Regions from separate parts of the Homo sapiens genome. Here region 2 is linked to region 1. The links are chromatin loops, found by intact Hi-C in ENCODE. Cell type or tissue: ascending aorta. All regions are shown on one strand. Each heading gives the region's core, and the rest is flanking DNA. Links, peaks and the distances in the headings are about the cores only.

What was found. Hi-C counts contacts between places; a loop is a spot of excess contacts. Peaks named below come from ENCODE experiments on the same cell type or tissue, not always from the same donor. Only the 100,000 strongest peaks of a DNase experiment are listed, where the experiment ranks them.
Region 2: it touches region 1 in a loop (1.9-fold over the local background); 6 of 110 quality-filtered maps call a loop at or near these places.

The regions. Positions count from the first base shown.
Region 1 is chr10:18,303,839-18,311,700 of GRCh38, forward strand. The region is part of intron 2 of CACNB2 (calcium voltage-gated channel auxiliary subunit beta 2); the gene reads left to right. Among named protein-coding and RNA genes, the nearest start is that of CACNB2-AS2, 46 kb to the left of the region's middle. In ascending aorta, for the core only: no CTCF peak of the experiment used is centred there; a DNase peak (open chromatin) is centred at 4,883; H3K27ac peaks cover 1,056 bases.
Region 2 is chr10:17,919,965-17,927,826 of GRCh38, forward strand. No RefSeq gene overlaps it. Among named protein-coding and RNA genes, the nearest start is that of SLC39A12, 28 kb to the right of the region's middle. In ascending aorta, for the core only: no CTCF peak of the experiment used is centred there; a DNase peak (open chromatin) is centred at 3,987; H3K27ac peaks cover 2,011 bases.

The DNA of each region.
Region 1 (7,862 bases), core at 2,638-6,637:
CCTCAGACAATGAATTGCAAAGAAAATGATGTCTGTGTAAGAGTTTTGACATTATGCAACATTATATGAGATTAAAATTTATTCAAGATCTAGAAAAACCGCCAGTGTTTTTATTTTTTATTAGTATTGCTTGTTGAGACAGAGTCTTGCTCTGTCATCCAGGCTGGAGTGCAGTAGCACAGTCACAGCTCGCTGCAGCCTCAAACTTCCAGGCTCCATCGATCCTCCTACCTCACCCTCCTGAGTAGCTAGAACTACAAGCTTGCACCCCCACATCCTTCTAATGTTTTAATCTTTTGTAGAGATAGGGTTGCATTATGTTGCCCAGGCTGGTCTCAAACTCTTGGGTTCAAGCGAGCCTCCTGACTCAGCCTCCCAAAGTGCTAGGATTATAGGTGTGAGCCACTTCACCCGGCCTAATCAGTGTTTTCATACGTAGAATTGCAAGTCATGGTGGCAGTGGACAAGTTTATTTCTCAATACACAATGGGCAAGTATATTATCTCAAATGAGGAAATGAACTATGTTTATACCACCTAAGAGTTGTGGAGCTTAAAAAAAGTATTCAGCACATTTAAGAAAGGTATTAAATACATTTTGTTTCAAATATTGCATTGAAAACATTGTTTGTTTCCCCAAATTTCCAGGTGAAGGATAAGCCTGTGCTCTTTTTCACTCCATTTTTTTTTCCCAATGTAACCTAAACCTGTTAATATCTATATTCAGCAAAGCTGCCCTGGTTGCCTGGCAACCAGGCTTCGTGGGCTAGGGAAACACCAAGGCAAGGAACCAAAGGCAGCGAACACAACCTTGACTTTGCCTGCCGCTGCACAGGCGATCATCCTCTCTGTATTCTGTATAAAGCTCTATTTCCAAAACATAAGTAAATCTTGCAAGAATGTTAGCTCGATGCTATTAGGAGTTTAAAACTTACGGTTTGTGGGATAACATTTCAACATAATTAAATAAGCATGAAGAAATCTCTCTCTCTGCTCTTCCTTAATTAAAACAGGGGCGGTCCCTTTCCTCACAGGTCATGCTGTACATTTCAATCCCACTTTTTATTTCCTCTGCAGAAAGATGTGTGCATTATTCTTGGAATAAGATGTAATGGAAATTGAAATGTCAACTTTGAGAAATAGAAGTTTAGGACTCATTACTGCCAAACATATATTTTTGTGTCTTATACAAGGAAGTAAAAAGAAGAATGAATGAAAATGATTTTTCTTATTCCAATTCTTCCATGTTTCCACCTTTATCTCATTCCCTTTCTTATATTCTCCCCTGTGGGAACTTCATCACTTTAAAAATTAAGAACAAGGAAAGCCTTTGGGTTACAGGAAATAAATGTCGTCTACTTCATGGACAGTAAATGCTATGAGGCTGAGACAGAATTTGGAATTTAAAGCTTACATTATCTATTGTTTTATTATGTCACTTGTTTCATAAGGCAGCTTTTATTGGTTAAGTTCAATATTCAGAGGAAAAGTAAACTGAAGGACCCTGAAGCAGATCCTTTTTGAAATAAGATTGGAGAATAATATAAGGTAAAACATGTAACTGGGGCTGTTGAAGTGGAGATTTGGCTAAGTATGACAAAAATGAGAACAGAATACAGAGAAAATTAACTCAATAATATCTCAGCACAAATCCTCGAAATCTGCAATGAACGTATCTTTTGATTCCTAAGTCATGAAAGAAGACAGTCTTTCATTATTACTTTGCCATGTAATAGCCATTTATATCAATTTCACATTCTACTTTCTTCTATCCTTATTCCATAGCTGGTGTGAGTTAGTTTTCAAGACAAACTGGAAGTCCCAATTTTAAGTAACACCTCCTAATTTGTAAGTGTTGGCTTCAGTAAAAATTAACAACCTCACTCTGTAGGTCAAACAGAACCCATCTGGAAGCCAGGTTATGCTCATGGTTGACATTTGTGACCCCAGGTATAGGGGGAGAAGAAGGGTAACTGAGGAATTCTCACGTGTTAAGAGGCTGCATATAAAAATGATAAGTGTTGGGAGGCCGAGGTGGGAGGATCGCTTGAGCCCAGGAGTTGGAGGCTGCAGTGAGCTATGATTGTGCCACTGTACTCCAGCCTGGACAGCAGACCGAGACCCCATCTCTAAAAAAAGGAAAAGTAAAGTGATAAGTTGTCAAGGAGGTCAGACAAGAAACAGGGTCCTGCTTCACACTTTGATAAGTAAGGGTGCAGAACATTTCAGGAGGAAGAGAAGAGACAGCCAGGGGGCCAAAACAGAATTCAGCAAGCAGGCATTTAATTGTGATCTTGGGAGAGGAGTTTCAAGAGGATGGTGGAAGTCAGGCACAGATGCAGTGAGTTATAAGGAGCGTGTGGGTGATGAAAGTAGAAACAAGCAAATATAGCCTCCTTCTAGAAGGAGGAAGTATGGCCACAATCACTTGAGGAGAAGTGAGTTGAGGGAACGTGTAGGTATATTTGTAGACACAGAACAAATTTCTGGAGAAAGTAGAAGATAGGACAAATACAGAGGTCTAGGGTTTGAAAGAATTAAGAATTAGAGGGTAGCGGAACACATAGATAAATATGTAAAGGGTTTCCTGTGGTTAATGACAAAAGATTTTGAGTAGATTCCATAATGGTTCCCATCAGCCTTGTTGCAGTAGAAATGAGGTCCTTGGAAAATGAAGAAGGCAATGTGAGAGAGGCAGAAGAAGGAGAAAGAAGAGTCTATTGTAAAATAATCATAAGCATTACGGTGGGGTCAGGGTGAAACTGGATAAAGTGTTATGTATGGACATTCTCCAGCAATTTGCAGTAACCCCAGAGAAAATGTCTAACATGCTTTTCAGGGTTAGTAGCTAGGAGCCAAAGATAGTTAAGGAGTGAGGGCTTCTTTGTTGCCAAAGACTGAGCTGTTGAAGTTCTAGTCCTTGGGAAGTCAGCCAGGGAGAAAAGCAGGTGATTCCGGGAGGTTAATGGACTGAAGACACTGCAGAGGGTTAGAGATCATGGGAAAAGCTAAGTGTAGGTTTATTTTAAAAGAAGCAGCAGATAGGGTGAAAATATAAAAGGTTGTGATCTGAGAAAAGTGTCTAGATTTGAGGTCCTTGGGTTAAAATAATATGGGTTAAAGGCAAGAGGCGGTAAGGATGATGTCTGTCAGTTCCTGGTTAGGAAGTGAAAGTTCCTCTAGAAGAGGAAAGACAAGGTCCAAGGGTAAAGGCAGGATTTTGTATTTCACATCCTGATTATGGCAGAGAAAATGGTGGAGAAAAAAAAAATAAGCTAGGTGAAATCGTGTTTAAAAAACCAGAGGAATACCTCAAAAGTTGGTAAATAAATGCCATTCTTTTAGGGCCGGTCACGTGGCTCCCGCTTGTAATTCCAGCACTTTGGGAGGCCATGGCGGGCAGATCACGAGGCCTGAAGTTTGAGACCAGCCTAGTCAACTTAGTGAAACCCTGTCTCTACTAAAAATACCAACATTAGCCAGGCGTGGTGGCACACGCCTGTAGTCCCAGCTACTCGGGAGGCTGAGGCAGGAGAATCACTTGAACCTGAAAGGTGGAGGTTGTGGCGAGCCGAGATTGCACCACTGCACTCCAACCTGGGCAACAGAGCAGGACTCTGTCTCACATAAATAAATATAAATGCGATGCTTTTTCCTTCATGGCATTTATTATATGTAACAATTGTTTGTTTTTTAATCCCCACTTCCCTACTAAATTGAAGGCAGACTATATTTTATCTATTTTGTTCATACCAAGTTCCCAGCACAGTGATGGCTTATAAAGGAGACATGTCCAATAAATATTTGTTGCATGAATTAAAAGACAGAACCAAGGATGGGAAAGTGAACATATAATTTGATGCCACAGACTTAAAAAGATGTGAGGTCACTGAATAAAATAAATAGGAAATGTTCTGGCAATGGAACAAAGGAGCTTATCTCTTAATAAAAATAGAAAAACATAAAAATGTTCAAATCAATGATAATGAAAGAAATATAATTAATTCAAACATTTGCTTACCCTGCAGAAGGCAAGAAAGAAGAAGGTGCTTTCATTTTTCTGCGAGTAGCATGTGTGTATTACACTGCTTCAGTCAGAGAAATTAAAAGGTAGGATAACTTAAGTCTAAAATAATATATGCCAACTTTTTTTTTTTTTTTTTTTTTTTTTTTGAGGTAGAGTCTTGCTCCGTCACCCTGGGCTGGAGTACAGTGGTGTGATCTTGGCTCACTGCAACCTCCACCTCCCAGGTTCAAGCGATTCTCCTATCTCAGCCTCCTGAGCAGCTACGATTACAGGCACCCGCCACCATGCCAGGCTAATTTTTGTATTTTTGGTAGAGTCCGGGTTTCGCCATGTTGGCCAGGCTAGTCTCGAACTCCTGGCCTGAAGTGATCCGCCTGCCTTGGCCTCCCAAATTGCTGGGATTATAGGCGTGAACCACCACGCCCAAGCTTTACCAACATTTTCTTTTTAAAAATGTTCACGTTCAGGGGTACATGTGCAGGTTTGCTGTATAGGGAAGGATTGCTATCACAGGGATTAGATGTACAGATTATTTCCGTCATCCACGTAATAAGCATAGTGCCCTCTAGGCGATTTTTCAATCCTCACTCTCCTCCCGCCCTCCGCTCTCCAGGGGACCCTGGTGTCTGTGTTCCCATTGTAGTGTCCTACAGCAAAATTTTCTATTCTTCACATTTCTTGAAAGATCATTGTAAAATGGCAAGTATATTTTAAAATGGCAATGCTGTAAAAGCACTCACAGTGATTTCTTGGGTTACCACTCAGCTTCCCCACAAGGTCACTTTCATGAGATCTGGCTCTTGGGGTCAGAATGAATTGTAGGTTGGATACGCATCAGCCTGCCAAAAACAACCCCAAGTGTGCCAAGTATGGGAGCCAGCAACGTTACAGAAGGCATACGGTATGCCTGACACCTTTGGCTCTTGGCAAAATGAGCCAAGGGTATGACTTGACAACTTTTTTGGGTGAACAAGTTGTCCCTTTTGTATCAAATGTCATCAGCTCACTGATGTGTATTTGCTGATGTCAGCCAGAAAATGAAGCACTTGCAAAAAATGCAATTTTAAAGCAGTCATATTTGAATACTAACTTCCACTGATTCTCATTTGGGTTTGGAAGCAATGCACAATTGCCCTTAAAATAGAAAAAAAAAACTTATTCCTCGGAAGTGATGCTGTCCTTCTCCCCTCGTCGTTACCAATTTTTTCACTAAAATGAATATTGTCAACAATGAAGTAAAAGTGAAGCTGTCATTTGATATGTTTCTGAAATTTTAAAATATTGAATGGTTATTTTCAGACTAAATATGTTATCTTATTTTTTATATGTTTAAAGGTAGCAGGAAAAGTGACTCTTGTATTTATGACGGGAGAAAGAGGGGACAATTCAGAAACAGAGAGGGAGACCAATAGAGTCAAAAATGTCTCCAACAGTTACATAAGCACCAGACTGCCAAGAATTTTTACACTGAAGCCGGAGCTTGACTGGGAAGTAGAGGTACACATCACATGAGAACACAGGTGGTTGGGTCGGGGCTGCATGGTGCAGTTCAGGTCTTCAACAGGGTAGACTCTTCAGAAAATGTGGATTTTTCTTTTTTCCTTTTTTTAGTTTAGTGGAGCCTCGCTCTGTCGCCAGGCTGGAGTGCAATGGTGCGATCTCGGCTCACTGCAACCTCTGCCTCCCGGGTTCAAGCGATTCTCCTGACTCAGCCTCCCAAGTAGCTGGGATTACAGTCCCGCGCCACCATGCCCAGCTAATTTTTGTATTTTTAGTAGAGACAGCGTTTCACCATGTTGGCCAGGCTGGTCTCAAATCTCCTGACCTTATGATCCACCCGCCTCAGCCTCCCAAAGTGCTGGGATTACAGGTGTGAGCCACCTCGCCCAGCCCAGAAAATGTGGGTTTTATTTGATCTGGTGTATTTCTGTTTGTTTCAGAATAGATGTCCGGATAAACAGTCACCTGAGAATGAGGAAGGTGTGTGTTTTCAAACCTGCACATAATAAAAAGACTATTGATAAGATTATTAGAATGGAGATAGAAAACTAATTTTAAAATTAACATTATTTTGCCATTTAGAAATGAATAAAGTTATTTCTGATACCAGTTATTTGAAGAAATATCATCAGAGGACTTAATTTATATATCCAACTAAAAATGATGGCAGTGCTGCTGTTTCTAAGCTGTGTGTAAATACTCAGTTACAGTTTCTTAATTTGGTCTCAAATAGATTTTTTTTTTCAACTTGCGTGCTACAGGTTTATTTTTCTGTTGTATTTTCAGCAATGTTTTAAAACTCATTCTTTGAAATTCTAAAATTTGTCAATTAAGATTGGGTTTCGTAGTTCTTAACATCTTTTATCCTCTCTAAAATTAAGTCTACTTTGATGGTAATAATTAGGTTTACTGTGTTGATAAACTAAGGAAAGCATACAATTTAAAAAAGTGATTTTTTAGGCTGGGCGTGGTGGCTCACGCCCGTAATCCCAACACTTTGGGAGGCTGAGGTGGGCGGGTCACCTGAGGTTGGGAGTTCGAGACCAGCCTGACCAACATGGAGAAACCCCATCTCCACTAAAAATACAAAATTAGCTGGGCGTGGTGGTGGATGCCTGTAATCCCAGCTACTCAGGAGGCTGAGGCAGGAGAATCAGTTGAACCCAGGAGGCGGAGTTTGTGGTGAGCCAAGATCATGCCATTGCACTCCAGCCTGGGCAATAATAGCAAAACTCCATCTCAAAAAAAAAAAAAAAAAAAAAAAGTAAAAAAAAAAAGAAAATTATAAAGAAAAGAAACCCACCCACTGGGTTCGAGCAATTCTCCTGCCTCAGCCTCCCTAGTAGCTGGGATTACAGGCATGCGCCACCATGCCTGGCTAATTTTTTTTGTATTTTTAGTATAGATGGGGTTTCACCACATTGGCCAGGGTGGTCTCGAACTCCTGACCTCAAGTCATCCACCCACCTTGTCCTCCCAAAGTGCTGGTATTACAGACCTGAGCCACTGTGCCCGGACTGTTTTCTTTCATTTTCTGTTTTGGTTTACAAACCTCCACTTTAGTCTTCAAATACATTCATTTTATTAATTATGCTGACCATTGAATTTTTTTATGCTGGCAAGTATATTTTAATTTCCAAGGACATTTCATTGCCTCATCAGTACTTTTTCATAGCTTTTTGTTCTTGTTTTATAAATGCAATAATCTCTTGACTCTCTCTGAAGATACCAATTTGGATTTTCTGCTTGTTTAAGTTTGCTTAAGTTCCTTGTATTTTTGTTTCCCTGAAATTGGTTTATCTGCTTATTTTGGACCTTTTAGGCTCTTCTTTCTTTTTATTTTCCAAATATCTGCTTTTACTTATTTGTCCATCCATATTTGTGAATGATTGACTACTTTGGTTCATTATAGGCAGGTGGCATGGGTTCCTCTGGAATCTTTTAGTCTTGTTTTCTTAGTAGTCTTCTCATCTCTAAATGAGAGGGCAGCTGCGGCTCCATGTAGATAGGTAGGAGTATAGACAAACCTTGAGCAATGTGGCGGTTAGGGGCGTTGACCCATTGCACAGTTGGAAATCCATATACAACTTTTGACTCCCCAAAGCCTTACTACTAATAGCCTACTGTTGACCAGAAGCTTTACCAAGAACATCAACAGTCAGTTAACACATGTGTTGTGTTGTATGTACTATGTACTGTATTCTTACAAAAAAGTAAACTAGAGAAAAGATGTTAAAAAAATTATAAGTAAAAAAATATATACTTACTATTCATGAAGAAGAAGTAGATCATCATAAAGTTCTTCATCCTCATCGTCTTCCCACTGAGTGGGCTAA
Region 2 (7,862 bases), core at 2,452-6,451, 380 kb before region 1:
ACCCAGGAGCAGAAGACAGCAAGAAGAACCCCCTTTGATCTCCTGTGATTTCATCTTCAACCTGACCAATCAGAACACCCTACTCCCTGGCCCCTACCCATCAAATAATCCTTAAGAAACTCCTTCCTCTGACTTTTCTGGGAGACTGATTTAAGTAATAAAACTCTGGTCTCTCATTCACCTGGCTCTGCATGAATTAAACTTCTCTATTGCAATTCCCCTGTCTTAATAAATCTTCACTATTTGGGCAACAGGCAAGGAGAACACACTGAGTGGTTATAGACCCATTAAACCAGAATCTGGGAGTGGCACTCAGGCATTTTCTTAATTAACAGAACAGATCAAACCGAAGGAAACTCCAGGTGCTTCTATGGACTGGGTCCTGACGGCTATGGTTTGAATGTGTTCTTTCTAAAACTCAGATGTTGAAACTTAAGGGTCATTGTGCTAGTATTGACAGGTGGGGCTTTTGAGAGGTGATTAGGTTATGTGTGAGGGCTCCTCCCTCCTGACTGTAATTCCGGCCCTTGTAACAGAGGCTTCTGAAAGCGTTCAGCTCTTTTCCGCTTCCGCCTTCTACTACGTTCAGCTCTCTCCGGCTTCTGCCTTCTACTATGTGAGGACGTGACGTTTCTCCCCTCTAGAGAATGCAGCAAGAAGGTTCTTCCCCTATGCAGGTGACTTGACCTTGGGCTTCTCAGTCTCCAGAACTGTGAGGAAAATGAATCTCTGTTCTTTATAAGTCACCCCTGTGTCTGCAGCACAAATGGATTGAGATAGGAAGAAATAAAGTTAACTGGTACTGGTTTGAAGGTATTAATCCTCAGTATTCTCTCTTTGGTACAACATAGTAAATCTCTCTCACAATTATGGGAAAACAGTTGGTAAATTCACTGATGTAGAATGGCTACCCCAAATCTTTTTTTTTTAACCAAAGAGAGGATATAACCAAAAAATTTCAATTATAATTTTCAACTTTTCATGCTTCTGTGATTTTTTTTAAAGAAAATTCATATTTAAATACTGAGACAACTTTTAGTTTTCTTAAAACCTTTAGTTTTTGTACGTGTTTCTTCTAAAACTCAGATGTTGAAACTTAAGGGTCAATGCAATAATATTGACAGGTGGGGTGTTCGAGAGGTGATTGAAACTAAGTTTTCTTATTGAAATGAGAAATTTTCAATAAGAAACTAAAAGTTTGCTTAGTATTTAACTAATTTGCTGAGTTAATATTTAAATATATGGATTACATAATATGGATTATATTTAAATATTAAATAGAAAATAGCATGGATTTAAATATGGAGTATATTTAAATACTAAATAAGAAAGCTTCCTTAAAATATTGTTCTTGGTCAAGCCTCAATAGATGTTATAAAAATGTATCAGGGGACTGCTTCCCCTGGTAATTCCACCCAAACTGCTCACAACATACCAGAAACACATACTTTGGTACTAGTATTTCTTTGGTGTTCTGTAAATGTTCTTTATTCGGAAATGCCCCCTGACAGGCACTTTCTTTAAAAGTGACAGTGACATTGGAAAGGCTCCTTGAGTTGGCTGGAGATCCGACTCTTCTGTGGTGCTTTAAAATATTAACACTATTCACGACAGCTCTGCAAGAATAGGTTTTGGCAGTGGTTATTGATCTTGTTCAACTAGCTCTGTGGGAGCTTTCTCCTTGTGGGTGTGATTATAGCTCATGTACACACAGTTGCCTCAGTTTTAAGGAGCTTTACAAAGCTACCATGTTTTTTCCATTGATTTAATTTTTTTTTCTTTAAGTGCAAGAAAATTCAAGACTCTGGGCCTGTCCCTGATTGAGGATTCTAGCAGGAGTTCTCAAACACTGCTGGGCCTAAGAGCCACATGAGAAGCTTATTCTAAAGCTCAGATTCCTCTGGGTCCATGCTTGTGATTCTCATTAAGTAGACCTGGGGTGGAGCCCTGGAATCTGCATTTCAATCAATTTCCCAAAAGATTCTGAGGCACACAGGCCTTAGACTGTGACTTTGAGGAGCGTTCTATTTTGGAATCCTTTTGCATTGAAATTGCATTTCCCCCAAACTGCTTGTTAGAAATCTCACCTAATCCATGAGGTAAAAGCAGTGTAGCTCAAGAGCATAGGAATTAACTAAAGCTGCAGCTTCTCCATGCTTTTGTTAATCAGGAATCACAGATACTAAAATCCACTCCCGCAGTTTTCCCTAAACCCCTAATTCTCTCCCAGTGCACGACTCCTCACATCCCTTTCATAATCACCATTAATGAGTATGTGTGAGTGAAGCTTTGCCTCTCCTATCCAATCTTAGAATATGAACTCCAAGAATCGGATACCATAGGTCAGATATCACGGAGCCCTGGGCAGAACCCTAGGTCTTTGTGAAAAGAACCATCTTTCCAGGGTATGAGTAATAACAGTAAATTGGTTTGAGACAGGAATAATACATGATGATCACAGAATAAAAAGATTGCAGGCAGCAGTTTCACGTGACTAGAGGCTAGGGGCTAAGATCCTGAAAAACCAGTGTGTGAACCAAGCTGACTAAGACAGACTGCACTCAGCATGGCACTGGATTTGACCTAGGTTTCACCTAGGACCTCATTATATGTTCATTAACATACAAATGACATACCCACTAGTACTATGACAGTTCTGAGAATACCCATATTTGATGTAAAAATGGCTGGCACCATAGTTCAGAGAAATCACTTGCTTCCAGGAATTCTCATGAATAGTCCACCCTTTGGTTAAAAAAACCCATAGAAGTAGCAACCCTAAACCCCATTGCGTGACTTTCTTGAGTACACGGATGGAAGTACAGCACTTCCTTTCTGGAGTGTGTACTTTATACTTTGCAGTTAATCTCCATACTTGCACTATTTTCTGAATCCTTGAATTTCTTCTCACGATGGTGTCAAGAGCCTGGACATTGGCTGGAGTTGAGGTCCCACTGGCAACCGGGAACCTCGCCTAGCCCAACAGTATCAGTTTGACCCATGGAGATATCCATCATAAAGTGCCAGTCTCCTTGGGCCAAGGTTTGCTCACCTTCTAAAAGGAAGTTAATGGAAACTTTCTGATACTCCTGACCATCAAAACTAGATAATTCAGCTTTATTCTCTCAAAGTTAGAGGGCAGAAGAAAACACATCCAGTTCTTGGAGGAAAATTGCAATAAATATTTTGAAGAGAGTTCCATCTCTTATTCTCCCTCAATTTTCTGAAAGTCAGAGTAACACTTGGCTATAAAAGTGATAGGGAAACTAAGTGCCTATCATATACCAGGCACAGTGGCATGCAATCAAGTGGGATTTCATGTATTTCCCAAGTGTGTTTTGCTGGCTGCCATGTAAGACCCTAGTGTTAATTCCAAAACTCAGAGGTCCTGGCTCTTGAATGGGTGGGGACAGGAGGTGGATTTAAAGTTTCCAGCAGAGAAGAAGTGTGGGACTGATCGTCTGCTGGAACCAGTTCTCTGAATATGATGGTTTATCTGGCAAGGTTTGATTCCCTCAAGGAAGTTCCAGGCTAAAAGAGGAGCTAAGCTTCTACAGTCTCTGAGCTTTTTGTGTTACTGATCTTGAGTCTTATTAAAAAAAAAAAAAAAAAAAAAAAAACCCTGACTTTATCTGGCCGTGCCAGGCTCCCTTCTGGGCCCTTGCTGCCGTGTGTCAGTACGCTGTAACTAGAGATGGATTATGTAAGAAATGTTTTTGTCAGAAGAGGCTGTTGCAGTATTTTATGTGCCCTGGTGCACAGCACCTCTGCTGTGAGTCCCCTCCCCGTGTGAGTTGCAGCCTCGCTGGATACACCTGCTACTGGTCTCAAGCACCTGTGATTTATTGGTCATGAAGCAGGTACTGGGACTCCTGCTTTTATTATCTGCACGGCCATCCCTCAGCCAGTATAGATGCCCAGGCTAGACTTGCAGAGCATGAAGAAGGAAGCAGAACCAGTTTGGGACCTTCGCCTGAGCAGCTGACTCAACTCCACTGCCAAGCAGCCAGGAATCTGGCACAGTTTCTGAGATGTCTCAGCCAACTGGTATTTCTGAAGCCATAGTTTTCCTCTGAGCTCCCCCTCAACATGGGTATAGTCATTGTGCTTGTTTTGCTTCTTCCTTGTTCTTGTTTAAAAGCCAGTTTTCTTCCTTGAAAGGCAGTGAAATCTCTGGGTTTTCCATGTGGGTAGAGAGGAGCAGGCGGAACAAGCTTAGGGAGGCCAGGCGGTAACAGGTAACCATTTCTTGAAGTTGATCCTCAGAGCATCCAAGCCAGTGGGTTCATTTGGATGATCTTCAGCCAGGCATAGTCCCTGGTGCCAAGCCTCAGGATATCAAAGAACTACTTACAAAATATGTGTTCCTTCATAAGGAAAAGAATGGTTTAGCTCAGAGGGCGTGCCTGCCAATAAATCTCACATAGGTTAAGACACAAACTGAAAAAATGCTCAAGGACCATGAGCCACAGTCACTGGAGAAGCCACAGTCATTCATTCTCCAGCAGTTCCCCTTAACCACCTACCAAAGTCCTTAGATAGCTGCCGTCAACCCGTAGGAACTCACAAAAAGACTATCAAAGTGAAAATGTGTTTCAAGGACTATAGTGGGTGTAACACCTGGGTAGCCAACAACATCTATAATTCATGTGTTTTTCAGCTCTAATTTTGTCTCTTTGACTAATGGAACTTCCATTTCAACTGCATCTAATATTGAAGTATCAAGTTGGAATATTCCGTAAAGAACCAAAACAGAAGACTGATAGTGGCATAACATAAGCTATGAGTTCAAAAGCTATTGCTGGGCCCTAGCTGAGAGCAAGTGGTCAAATACTGTACTCTATTCTTAACAAACCAATTATAACATCATGACTCCTCAAACATTTGATAGATTAGCAAAGACTATCACCCTAGAGGTCCTGGCAGGCTGTTCTGCAGTTAGCACAGAAAGCAGCACTGAATGCATCTGCTCGAGCTTTGGGACCAAAACTATAACCACAGGGATGATCAATGCCATCGCCCGTATAGACTCATACCTAAGACATCAGTGATCACCACCAAGACATGAAGAGTTGAGTCAACAGCATATGTGCCACCTGCTCTGATCAAAGAGCTGAAGGTCACGTTCAGTATCACATAGACACTGCCAAACTTAAAACTTTCAATAAGAAACTTGAGATGTTACTCAGGTTGTTGATGACAGAAAAGTCTGAGGTGGGAGGCCCACTCAGTGCTGTCGTGGCAGAGCTTAGAGATGTTGAAGGTGCCAGGAGCAAACCCAAGGCAGTGCAGATTCCATCAGGCAGTGCCGGCTCCTTGTTACAAAAGCTTCTGAATGGTGCTTGGTAAACACGTTTGCCTTTGGCGACCCTCTTAATTCCCTTGCCATAGTCATCTTTAAAAGCTACAAGTAGGACTATAACCATCAGAGCACTTAATTAGTGACTATATGTAGACAGATTATGAAGGAGTCATTGGAAGGACATTTAGCCAAACAGCTACTTCTGTATTAAGGGTGCCTGAAAGATTTGGGGGCATTTCTCCTTTTTTGGTCTGTAAGTCTAAACCAAATATTGTCTTATGAATTATTTGCAATTTAAGAAAAATGACAGATATTTAATAGACATGAAATTATTTCATTATTACTGAATATTTCCTTCTCTTTTCAAAATTAAAATTATGAAGTTGACCAGAAACAGGAAATAATGCCATCAGTGTAGGTGGTAGGTGATCCTAACCTCAATGTGGACTTGGTCTTTTGGGTCATTTTTCAACCTGATGAAATCTAAAAAGGAAATTCTTGGGCAGTTTGACGTTTTTCTTTCTTTTGATATAATGTGATGTTTATAATCCATTCTAGTTAGAACTCCTGTGAAATGCATGATGAGTAATAGGTTTTGTTTCTGAAAATAGTCATTTAATTAAAAATAAGATCCTAAAAAATGTGCAAATGAATAAATGTAATTTTCATGCTGATGAACCTCATATTTACATCTTTAGCTTTAGATTCTACTTGGAACATCTAACTTGCCTACTTGACTGTTCTCCTTAAACGCGTCATGGGCATCTGAAATTTAACCAGATAGAACACAATATTTTCCCCATGTGGTTACTACTCTGATGGTTTCCACTTAGTGAATGGCAACATTGAATGGCAACTCAGCCACTCAATCTAGAAAACTTGGAGCCCTTCTTGCTTCCTCTTTCCCTCACCCTCCATATATATCACAAAGTGTGTTCAATTCTACTTTTCACTTCTACTTGCCCATGTTTGTCTCTGCCTGGCCACTCCCTAGTGCAGCCGCCATTATTTCTTGCCTGAAATACAACAAACTTCTATTTCCCTACTTTCACTTCCATTACCCTCCAGTCATTCCCCACAATGCACCAAGTGGTCTTCCTAAAATGTGAGTCACACTATATCCCTCTTCAATTTAATACCTTTCAATATCTTCCAACTTCATTTAGAAGAGCCCCCAACCTTCTTACCACATTCTAGAGGACCTGTCTCACCTGCTCCTGGCCTGCCACATGCCTACTTTCTATGCTTTGGCCACACTGGTCCTCCCTCAGCATCTCAAACCAGTTGAGCTCTTACCCCAGGGCCTTTGCCCATGCTGTTTTCACTCTTGGAAACCCTTTTCATCTCTCAGGTCATTTTTCCTAAGGCGGCCTCCTACCCTGTTGTTCAACTCAGCTGCCTGATTATTTTCATCATAACACTGGTCAGAATTCTTTAATTCATTTTTTTTTCTGCTCTGTTCCTTTCCCCTGCAATATAATGTAAATTCCATGAAGGCAAGAGCCAGGTCTAGTTAGGTTAATTAGTGAAACGTCTGGAGCCTTTGACAGTGCCCAGTGCATGATGGTGCTTGATAGTATTTGTCGACTCCACTGAGTCAATGAAAGAATTGGAATAAAAAAGAGGGCTTTAGACAGAATCTAGGAGAGCATTAACATAACCGTTTGAGAGGCAGGAAAAAAACCTTCAAGGAAACCTGGGAGAAGCAGCCAGGGAGGATTCTACAAGAGTTTCCAAAGGCCAAGGAAAGAGTGTCTGCCAAAGGCTGCCCTGTATCAGGTAAGACAGGAGTTGAAAGCTGTCTACTAGATGTAACATTAGAAAAGTCATCGTGACCTTGCCAAAAGCAGTTTCAAGAAGTTTGAAGGAGGCAGACCAAGCAAAAGCAGCTAAAGGGAATGGTTTCAGTATTACCTGAGTACAGAAAAGAAGCTAGGGGAGGGGCAAAGTGTAAGGACCCACAGGTGAGAGGCTGTAATCATTAGAATGTGGCCTCCCTGGGATGGGGGGAGGAGAGCCCAGGGCCCAAATGGAAGAAAGAAGAGACTTCCTTTAGGGTCCCATTCCATGAAACTACTGCCCTGCCCCAATATAATTAAGGCAAATCTCTGGAGGTAAAGTCTGGAGATGGTATTTTTATAAAACATCAGGCTCATCCAATGGCAGCCCATGATTGAAACACTGGTTTAAGTAACCATCTTCCTGGTGGTTGCAGTGTTTTTTTTTTTATTATTGAAACAACTCTTGGGAAGAGAGATTTGGCCTTGTGAGAGAGACAAACTCTGACTTAGGGAAGTGGGCAGATTCACCAGCAGGAAGTGGGAAAGAAGCTGGTAGCTACCTTTACCTCCACCCAGCCAAGCTGCCTGGAGTCCATATACACATTCATTTTGTTGTAATTGTGATAAAATACATATAAAACTTACCATCTCAACCAATTTCACGCACACAGTTCAGTAGTAAGTACATTCACATTTTTGCACAACAGTCACCATGGTCCATCTCCAGAACTCCTGATCTTGCAAACCTGAAACTTCGCACCCATTAAACAACTCGCAAT